Linked DNA regions of Homo sapiens: region 1 is linked to region 2. Evidence: read pairs that join two places in POLR2A ChIA-PET (ENCODE). Cell type or tissue: PC-3. All regions are shown on one strand.

Region 1 (5,000 bases), 1.1 Mb after region 2:
TCTTGGCTGCTTCATCAGGAAGATGAGAATGATTATTCTGGCAATCAACATCATAAAAATTTTACAACCATCAGCTGAGACAGTGTTATTTAAGAATGCTTTGCAAGGTATAAAGCAAAAATATAAGGGATCATTATTTAGAAAATTTACAACAGCATCTTCATTCATATGCACGTTTCTCTCCCAGAACTGCAGTAGATAAAGACATGGCTCCTCCAGCACCCCTGGGGTGATGCTTGTTTAAAATCAACTCCTTTGACGTCTTGAAGGAATGCAGGTTTACATAAACAATAGTGCCGGATTCAGTGTGAGCCTTTGGTGTAGAGTGTGAACTCATAGAAGCATGACCACTGGAAACAATCAGACCCTGGTAAGGGTGCAGCCTGTGCCATCCGCCAGATGTGTGACCTTAACCAAGTTATTTAACCTTTTTTGTGCCACACCTATAAAGGGGGACAATATTAATGCTTACTTTACTGAGTTCTGAGATTTAAATAAGAAAATAAATATATATAAAATGCCTATCATTGTCCCAGACCCATAGTGGCCACTCAATAAATAACAGCTCTTGTTCTATTTGTCTATGTTAAGGGTCCAAGAGCCGGCAGCTGGTCCATTCTACCTAAATTTTTGTATTGCTCATCAAACATTCAGTAAATTCCACCATAAACTCCTTTATCCATGTCTTGTGTGAATTTTTTCAACAGATGAATAAATAATGCTTTTCTTTGGTTTTCTGAAAATTTGTTGGAGGGTGGGGTGGGAAAAGAGAGAAGGAGCCTTTCCAGTTACATATTTCTCGCTGGCAGAGTGCAGAGGGTGGGGACTAATCTGCATCCAGCCTCCTTGCAGAAGGCCAGGCCTATGGAACCTTGTCCAGTTGGTGCTTCCTCATCCACCCCTCTGTCCATCCCCCAAGTCAACTGGCTTCCTTTGATGTCCAGCCACACCCAGCAAACCCCTCATCCTAAGGAGCAGTGAAGTTGGAGTCGAAAGATAAAGGAGACTGCTCAGGCACTGAATGTAATTTCATTTGGGGATCAGGCCAAGGGGCACTGGATGGAGCTTAGTTCCGCCAGCACTCCCCTGGGGACCCTGCTCTGGCCGACGGTGGCCTGAGGGGGCTGGAGACCAGCCAGGGCATTCAGTATCACTCTCTGCTCCTGCTCCAGGGGCACCTCCCAGCTGGGGATGAAGCTTGGCTGGGCCAGGGGCCAAGGCCATCATTGCACGGTCAGACTTGGGTGGTAATCCCAATTGGTTTTGCATGAACTCCTGTTTCATCTAGATTAGGAAAGGACCTGGCCAGCATGGACATCTGGTGGCTTGGGGTGGGCACAGAAGAAGGAAGGCTCTGGGAATCAGAGGCATTTCCATTTTTGACACTAACCACGACTCCTTAAATCCTTTAACTGTTGTTTTCATGGGCTTAATGGGAAACCATCAAAGAGGAATCTGAACTACATTCATTAATTTATTCATTTTTAAAATAAATATTTGTCAGGTTCAAGTGTTTGAGCACCAAAATCAAGAATGACTAGAGAAAGTCTCAGGAATTGTACAGACTAGAGACAGACCCTGACCTCAGCTCCCTGCCTTTAGGTGGCCACCACCGGGAGACATACAGGAAACCCTCTGGGAGCAAGGACTCTCATGTAACTGGTGGTAGGAAAAGCATGGACTTCCAGAGTCAAACTGAATTCTAATTCTGTCCCCAGATTTTATCCCACAGGCCACTTGTTTAATGTACCTGGGTATCATTTTTCTTGTCTATTATCAGTGCATCCACTAGGACTTTTGATGTTGCAAAAAACCTTTGTATTACTTTAACCTAAAGAAAATATCTGCAGTAACTAGGAAGTCCCAATGTCAGGCAGGCTTTGGGGTTACTTTGATTCAGTGGCTCAGCGATGTCACCAAAGACCAATATTTTCCCATCTCTGTGTTTGACCTGCCCTGGTTCCAGTTCCCTTCCTTGTTAGGAGAGGGCTGCCCACAGATCTTTGAGCCGCAAGTTCATTCTACCCCTTTGAGAGTGAAGAAAGATGGCCTCTTCTTTCTACCATGAGTCCCTGCTTTGCTCTGATTCACGTTGATTGGCTTGAGCCTATTTTCTCTTAATCACTGTGGCAGAGAGTAAGATCAAGCTGGTTTGTTTATGCTCATCACGGACAACCTGGGAAGCAAGGAGTGGGTTCAATCCCACCCAAAAGGTGGGAGAAGGTGGAATGGATGCTGGAGGGACACATGAGCCGTGATGAATGAACATTAAACCCACAGGATTGAGAGGATTATATCAATAAGGAATTATGTGCAAAACCATCTCCCAGTACCTGATGTCCATGAAGCTTGAAAATAATGCTTAAAAGGAAATTTTAAAAATCAGAGTCCAGAACAAACCCAAAATCAAGCAAATAAACCACAAAATAACCTGATATCAGAGTTCATGGACTCAAGAGAAATGAAAGGTGGGAGCCTTCTGGGGGACCTGGTGTGGTCAGTTGTCATTAACATGGTGTTCTTTCTGTAATTTAGTTCCTCAGAATGACTCTTTTATTCTCCTTGATCTTGTGAGAGGTTAAAAATTATACATTAAAAATTAAAAATAAGAGTGCCTAATGGGAATATTTGGAATATAATTTTTTTCTTTAGTTTTATTGTTGAAATCTCTAAAATTACGTTATGTGTAGCTTACAGTTGTGCATGTGGTAGGGAAGTGTGGTGATCCCCTAGTTCTTGCCTAGCCACACTCTCAGTAATATTTGTTCCTGATTTATGGGAGTGGTGTTTTTAGCACTGACTGCGCAGCGGTCATGTTGGATCTATGCACTCAAACACAGGATGTTTCCAGAGACCTTGGCCAACATCCAGAGGCCAGATGAGCATCATGTAGGGTTGGAAAGCTCATGTCTTTTCTAGGTTAGTTCTCATTCATGGGGCATGTGGGCAGAAGTCTTCTTTCCATTGTCTCTATGCTGTCCCAGCATTTCTAGGAAGGACTTATGGATGGCCGGGGATGATCTATTCAGCTGAGTGTTTGCAGAAGGTTGTGGATGACTCATGCCTGAAGCACATTTTCCTGTAATTCCCACATCCCTTTTGCTGGGGACGTGAACAAAACCTCTAGAAGGTTTCAGGACCTAATGGTATAAGTATAAGCCACTATTTCAATGGCAAAAAAAGAGACCCTTAGTGTGAAACCTTTGGGGTTGGCCCCCTGCCTGGTTCACCTTCAAGGAACAGCAATGACATCCAGGTAGCAGTTCCCATCCTTACACTGACATGTTTTTCTGCTAACAAATGCAGCAAATAATATTGCCTTTCCAATGCAGGGTGACGCTCTGATCTGAGGCAGTTTCAATTACATGTTGTTCCTCCAAGCCTCAGAGCCTCATCTTTTTCTCCAAAGACCAGCAAGAAAGGCATCAAATGCTTGAGCCTGAGGCATAGGGAACCAGGGAGATTAAGACTGGATTCTTGGTGAAGCCCAGCTTGGTCCCCCACTTCCCTCTCTGCCACTCCCATCCTGAGGCCCTTGGTGAGCTTATGTCACTCCACTCCTTGGCTTTAGCCTGTGAGCACTGTGGAGACAGAACTCATGCCCTCTCCCTTGGCTGTTGACAGGGTCTTTGGCTGAAGTTTGGCTGTGGGCAGTGCAGGATCTGAACTCACTTTGGCTCTCCTCTTCTTCTCCACAGATCCGGGTGGATGGACCCAGGGGCAACGCCCTCCAGTATGAGACGGTGCAGGTGGTGGACCCCGGCCCAGTCCTCCGGGATATGGCCTTCTCCAAGGACCACGAGCAACTCTACATCATGTCAGAGAGGCAGGTAAGGCTCTTCGGGCTCCGCTAGACATTTGTCTTGCAGTTAAATACTAGCCTGTGGCTCAGTACAAACCTTAGGAGGCCAGCTGCAGAGAGGTGATTTGATTTATTTGGCGTAGTATGTATCTTTTCAGTTATACTTTTCAGTTATGCTGCCTGGGGACTGAGGCTTGGTGTTCTGAAACAGGAAAGAAACATTTAAAATATCAAAATATTGGAGAGTCTAAAACAAATCCACTAATTTCAAAATCATGCATATATGTTCGGGGCCAACATTTGCTTTCTTCTGAAGGAACGTCGTACAGATGCCCAAATTGTGGGTCCAGATTTCCCTATACAAAATGCTACCTCATACCAAAGTCACCTTCCTGGCCCCCAGAAGCCTGTGGGATCAAGAATTTATTGCCAAAAGAGTGTAGTTAAGGGAACACCATGGTCAGGACTCAGAAAACAGTCTGTGTGATGAGATGTGATGGGGTAGGGCACGGCCTGAACTTTTGTGTGTACATACAACTCTTTGTGGAAACTCCAGCAAATGCCATGGAGCCCACCCGAGAAGAACAGATATGGTGCAGGTTTGCTGATGCTGAGTAGGAAGTAGAAAACCTGGGCTTGGTTCTCAAACTGAGCTGAGAACGAAGTGAGTTTTTCTGGAGTCCCTGAGCTCAGGCCAGGAGTCATATGTCTGCAGCAGGCAAAGGAAGGGGTTTCACCTTGGACATCCATGTATTTAAGGGTATTTCCTGGAGTCCTCCACCCCACAACACACAGCCCACCCCAAGTGAGGTGCAGCACTGCTGTACCTCTGCCCTGTGGCCTCTGTGGAGGATGGGTCATTCTCGGGAGCTGCCCCTCTATCCCATGAATATGTATGCGTTAGCTCTGAGTGGCAGCAGCGGCCATGAGGGGCAGATCTCCCCTCTTTTTCATCCTCGTCAGCGTGGCCTGAACTCTCTGGAGGACCCTGCTGACAGAGTCTGGATTGTTCTGCCTGGACCCTCTTGGCATTGTGGGGGAGATGAATTCCACATTATGCCACCCACGGGGCTTGTGCATTATGCCTTAACAGTCACAGGAGCTCTGCCCTCCCCAAGAGCTCGATGACATCTTCTCCTGTTGTCAGACTCCCCGTTCTCCCGACTTCAGCCATACTGGGACCCACTGTGCCCTGGAT
Region 2 (5,000 bases):
TATATATTCTAAAAATGTCTGATGTATTTGTGTAATACTAGCTATTTTTATTAGTATTTCATGGTTATCTCTTTCCATTCTCATACATTTAATTTTATGTTTAAAGTGTATCTTTTAAACCCAAAATGACAAACTTGTATTAAAAGGGGAGAGATACATATTTTTCAAAAGTGCCACTATCAGAAAAGAGAAAAAAAAGACTATAAATGTTCAAGTTTAAAGACAACTAAATGAAACACCTGATTCTAAACTGGTTTCTCTACTGGAGGGGCAAAAATACTGCTATATAGAACATTACTGGGTCAGTTAACAAAACAAGAATATAGACAGCAGAGTAGATAACTTGCTGCCCATTTTTCAAAGAAAAATGCATGTGTGTGTCCATATATACAGAGAGAAAACAGGAAAAAAGTGGTAAAACGTTAAGAACAGCTGAATCCAAATAAAGAGGTATATGGCTCTTTGTACTATTCTTATTCTCACAACTTTTCTACAATTTTAAAATTATTTAAAAATTTTTAAAGTAATAAAATATCATAAAATGCATCTCTTGAAACAGCATGGTTGGGTCTTGGTTTTTTTTAAATCCAGTATGATCTCTGTCTTTCAACTGGAGTATCTGGTCGATTTATGTCTAATGTAATTATTGATATGGTTGGTGCTAAGTCTATCATCTTGCTTTTGGGTTCTATTCATCCTATCTTTGTTTTTTATTGTTTCTTTCTTCCTTGTTCTTTTTCCTCCTTTCCTTTCTTCTGGATTAATCAAATATTTATTCACTGTTCAATTTTATCCCCTCAACTGGCTTCTCAGCTACGTATCTATCTTAGAATTTTAATGTTTGCTCTAGGGATTGAAATATGCATCCTTAACTTATCATAGGCTACCCTAAACATTATACCTCTTCATGAATTATATAAGAAATTCACAACAGCATAGTATCATTTACCCTACTCCCATCTTTTGTCTAATTATTGTCATATATTGCCTTCCAAAATATATTATAAAACCCACATACACTATGATTGTTTTTGACTTAGAAATTTTAAAAATTCTTTTAATAAAAATAAATCAAGAAATGTGGGGGGGAAAAGCATTTTTTTTTTTTGTCCACATATTCACCATTTCTGGCCCTATTTACTTTTTTCTGTAGATCTAAGTTACCATCTGGTATTATTTTCCTTCAGCCTGAAAAACTCTTTTTTTTTTTTTTTTGAGATGGAGTCTCACTCTGCCGCCCAGGCTGGAGTGCAGTGGCGCGATCGCAGCTCACTACAACCTCCACCTCCCCAGTTCAAGCAATTCTCTGCCTCAGCTTCCGGAGTAGCTGGGATTACAGGCGCCAGACACCACACCCAGTTAATTCTTTTGTATTTTTCATAGAGACAGGGTTTCACCATCTTGGCCAGGCTGGTCTTGAACTCCTGACCTCGTGATCCACCCGCCTCGGGTTCCCAAAGTGCTGGCATTACAGGCATGAGCCATCGCGCATGGCTGAAAAACTTTCTATAACATTTCTTTAAGTGAAAGTCTAGTGGTGACAAATTCTTTAAGTTTTAGTTCATTTGAAAATGTCTCTATTTCAGCTTCATTTTAAAGAATATTTTCGGTAACACAAAATTCTAGATTGACAATTTTTGTTTCTTTTCAGCATTCTTAGATTGACATACATTGATTTCTGGCTTGCATTGTTTCTGATGAGATGTCACTGATAATTTTTATCACTGTTTGCTTGTAGGCAATGTGTCTTTCTTCCTCTGGCTATTTTTAAGAATTTTTTCTTTGGTTTTCATAATGTGCGTATGTGTTGATTTTCTTTGTGTTTATCTTGCTTGGGATTTGTTACGTTTCTTGCATCTGTGGGTTTATGTTTCTCAACAAATTTCAAAACTTTTTGGTCACCATTTCTCCTGATATTTTTCTACCCCAATCTCTCTGTCCTCTCTCCTTCTGTACCTGTAAACCACATAATTGTTAAGCTGCATAATATCCTTGAAGATATTATAGCTTTGTTCATTTTCCTTTTGTCTATTTTTTCTCTGTGCTTTGATTTGGATGGTTTACATTGATCTATCCTCAAATTCACTGATCCTTTCTTCCACAGTATGTTATCTGCAGCTAAATCCATCTGGTGAATTTTTCATTTTATTTATTTATTTATTTATTTATTTGAGATTGAGTCTCACACTGTCACCCAGGCTGCAGTGCAGAGGCACAATCTTGGCTCACTGCAACCTCCACCTCCTAGGTTCAAGCAATTCTGCTGCCTCAGCTTCCTGAGTAGCTGGGATTACAGGTGCCTGCCACCACGCCCAGCTAATTTTTTTGTATTTTTAGTAGAGACAGGGTTTCACCATTTTGGTCAGGCTGGTCTTGAACTCCTGCCCTCAAATGATCCACCTACCTCAGCCTCCCAAAGTGCTGAGATTACAGGCGTGAGCCACCACTCCCTGGTGGATTTTTCATTTTAGATATTTATTTCTATCAACTTTTTCATTCTGGTTAAGAGTCACATTTTCCTGCTTTTTAACAAGCATAATAATTCTATGCTAGACATTGCAGGTGCTTTGTTATTGAGAAACTGAATTATGTTGTCTTACTTTAGAGAGAGTTTTGTTCTATCAGACAATAAATTTACAGGTGGATCAAGATGATAAAATAGAGGCTTGGTTTGGGGCTTTGCTGTATGAGATCTATAGTAGCCTGTCTTCTACTCCTAGAATAGCCCTACTCATAAGGTGTGACCTTTCTGAGGTCACAGCTGAAAGCACAGTATGTTCAGCAAGCTTTCCCCACACTGGCTGGTCTGAGCTCCAACACTGCTGAGAAGTTTCCAACTTCTGAAATCTTCATTCAGCTCACAGTCCCACAGTAGTTGTTTCCTGCCAAGCCTTGTGGTGTACACAGCTTCATATCTGACCAAAGGGCTAATAGTTTGGAAAGTATTCACGAGGAAGATGCAGGGATGAAGGTAAAGCTCACCTAGTGTGTTCTTTTTTCTCAGCTGACTGTGCTGACTACCTAAGTTGCTTACAGCAAAGGGTAACTTCATCAAGATGAGAAACAGAAGTCCCTATTTCTAATTATTTTTTATCTAGCTTTAGAATCTATTATTTCATACTTAAACATGGATACGAAAGGCACACATTATTTACATAAGACGGATAAACATATCAACATGCAAAATGTTAAATAACCAGCCTCCAACCCATAAAGATATTTTATTCAATACAAAAATATTCACCAAGCATGTACTACAGGCATGGCAATTGACAAAGCAGTAAAAAGTTTCAACCAATATTATTTCTACTGAACCACCAGTAAAGCATATACACTGTACCAAAAGTTGTCTAATGAATGAAAAACCAGGAATCAATCCATTCAATCCACCAAGAGCATGTCTACATTCTAAAAAATGACTATAATTTACATTCATGATTTACTTTTTTCTGCAAAGACTCTTATTTGCCATGCAAGTAATTTCATTCCTACACAGTTCCATTTTCCAATTCCCCACATATACTTAATTTTTTTCATATTAGCAGAAACTATCTAACTAAGTTACTTCTATTTAGTTATGTCAAAGCTTGCTTCAGCTAACTCTTAATTATATTTCTAATTTCCATCTGGCTAAATCAAATATATTTTGCTCACATATGGAGAAAAAGTATAATACAATTTCTAAATATCATTTCAGCAGCATCATACCAAAGAATAATATTATTCCTCTAATCTTCAACAAATCAAGCAAAGTGATACATTTATACCTCACAGATCTATTCTCATCTCTCAAAATAAGCTCTTGTTCTGTCATATAACCCAATATATGCAAAAGTTGACTGTAAGGAAATAGTCAACAAAATTAAGCTATGTACATGTTTATAAAATAATGCTTAAGAATATTTTAATGTTTTTTACCTTAATATATGACTAATTCCAGTCAAGTAAAGTATACTACGACAGAAAGCCAGACACTATACATATTGAGAATATGCTTCTATTTTTAAAGTCTGCCAAAAAAAAAAGAAGTCTGTTAAAAGGTTTTTTTTGTTTAGACGGAGTCTCACTCTGTTACCCAGGCTGGAGTGCAGTGGTACAATGGCTCACTGCAAACTCTGCCTCCCGAGTTCAAGCAACTCTCCTGCCTCAGCCTCCCAGGTAACTGAGATTACAGGCGCCCGCCACCACGCCCAGCTAATTTTTGTATTTTTAGTAGAGACAAGGTTTCACCATGTTGGCCAGACTGGTCTCAGACTCCTGACCTCAGGTGATCCACCCGCCTTGGCCTCCCAAAGTACTGGGATTACAGGAATGAGCCACTGCACACAGCCTGTTAAAAAGTTTTTTGAAGATAGTAGAAGTTAATGCCATCAGCAACATCACATTCAAATGCAAGCATTACTTTCTCACCCTGTTTATGACTCTTAAGATAGTGTTTTAGGTGGCTTGTTGTTGCTGTTGTTGTTGTTATTCTAAACTGTTACTCTGAATCAAGATGACACCCTTTGTAAAAGGCTCTTACCTGTAGAACATCTTGGATCTTCACCCATACATCTGCCATATCATACAGTTTGATATCTTCCTGCTGAGTCAGTGGAGTCACTACAGTGTCCTGCAGGTATCCCAGGACCACAGAGTGTGCAGCGGCTACAGCATTAAACTTGTCAAACAGTAACTCCAGCAGTTCTAGAAGCAACCTAGTGGCATAAACAAATAAATAACATTTACACATACGTACACGCAGATAAATGGCTTACAGTGACCTGCAAGAAAAACATCAAACTAAAGTAGCATTCTACAATGTAAACAGCATTAACGTTAGATTTCAGCAGATGTGAATTCAAACAACTGTATTATCTAAGCAACTTTTAAAAACTTATCTAAGCCTCAGTTTCCTCTGCTATAACATGTAAATGATGTAAGAATTTTAAAAGCAATTGTAAAGCCCCTAAACCAGCAATAGCATCTCAATAAACATATGTTGCCGTTTTAACATAGTT

What was found. ChIA-PET counts read pairs that join two places held together with the same protein. Peaks named below come from ENCODE experiments on the same cell type or tissue, not always from the same donor. Only the 100,000 strongest peaks of a DNase experiment are listed, where the experiment ranks them.
Region 1: POLR2A ChIA-PET joins it to region 2 with 6 read pairs; 2 of 35 experiments call an interaction of 5 or more read pairs at or near these places.

What each region holds. Positions count from the first base shown.
Region 1 is chr7:132,296,921-132,301,920 of GRCh38, reverse strand. PLXNA4 (plexin A4) reads left to right here. Exons shown (of 32, transcript NM_020911.2): 4 at 3,699-3,830. Among named protein-coding and RNA genes, the nearest start is that of PLXNA4-AS2, 39 kb to the right of the region's middle. RefSeq lists an enhancer at 4,473-4,974. In PC-3, no CTCF peak of the experiment used is centred here; a DNase peak (open chromatin) is centred at 3,050.
Region 2 is chr7:133,374,525-133,379,524 of GRCh38, reverse strand. EXOC4 (exocyst complex component 4) reads right to left here. Exons shown (of 18, transcript NM_021807.4): 7 at 4,523-4,697. Among named protein-coding and RNA genes, the nearest start is that of MIR6133, 86 kb to the right of the region's middle. In PC-3, no CTCF peak of the experiment used is centred here; no DNase peak of the experiment used is centred here.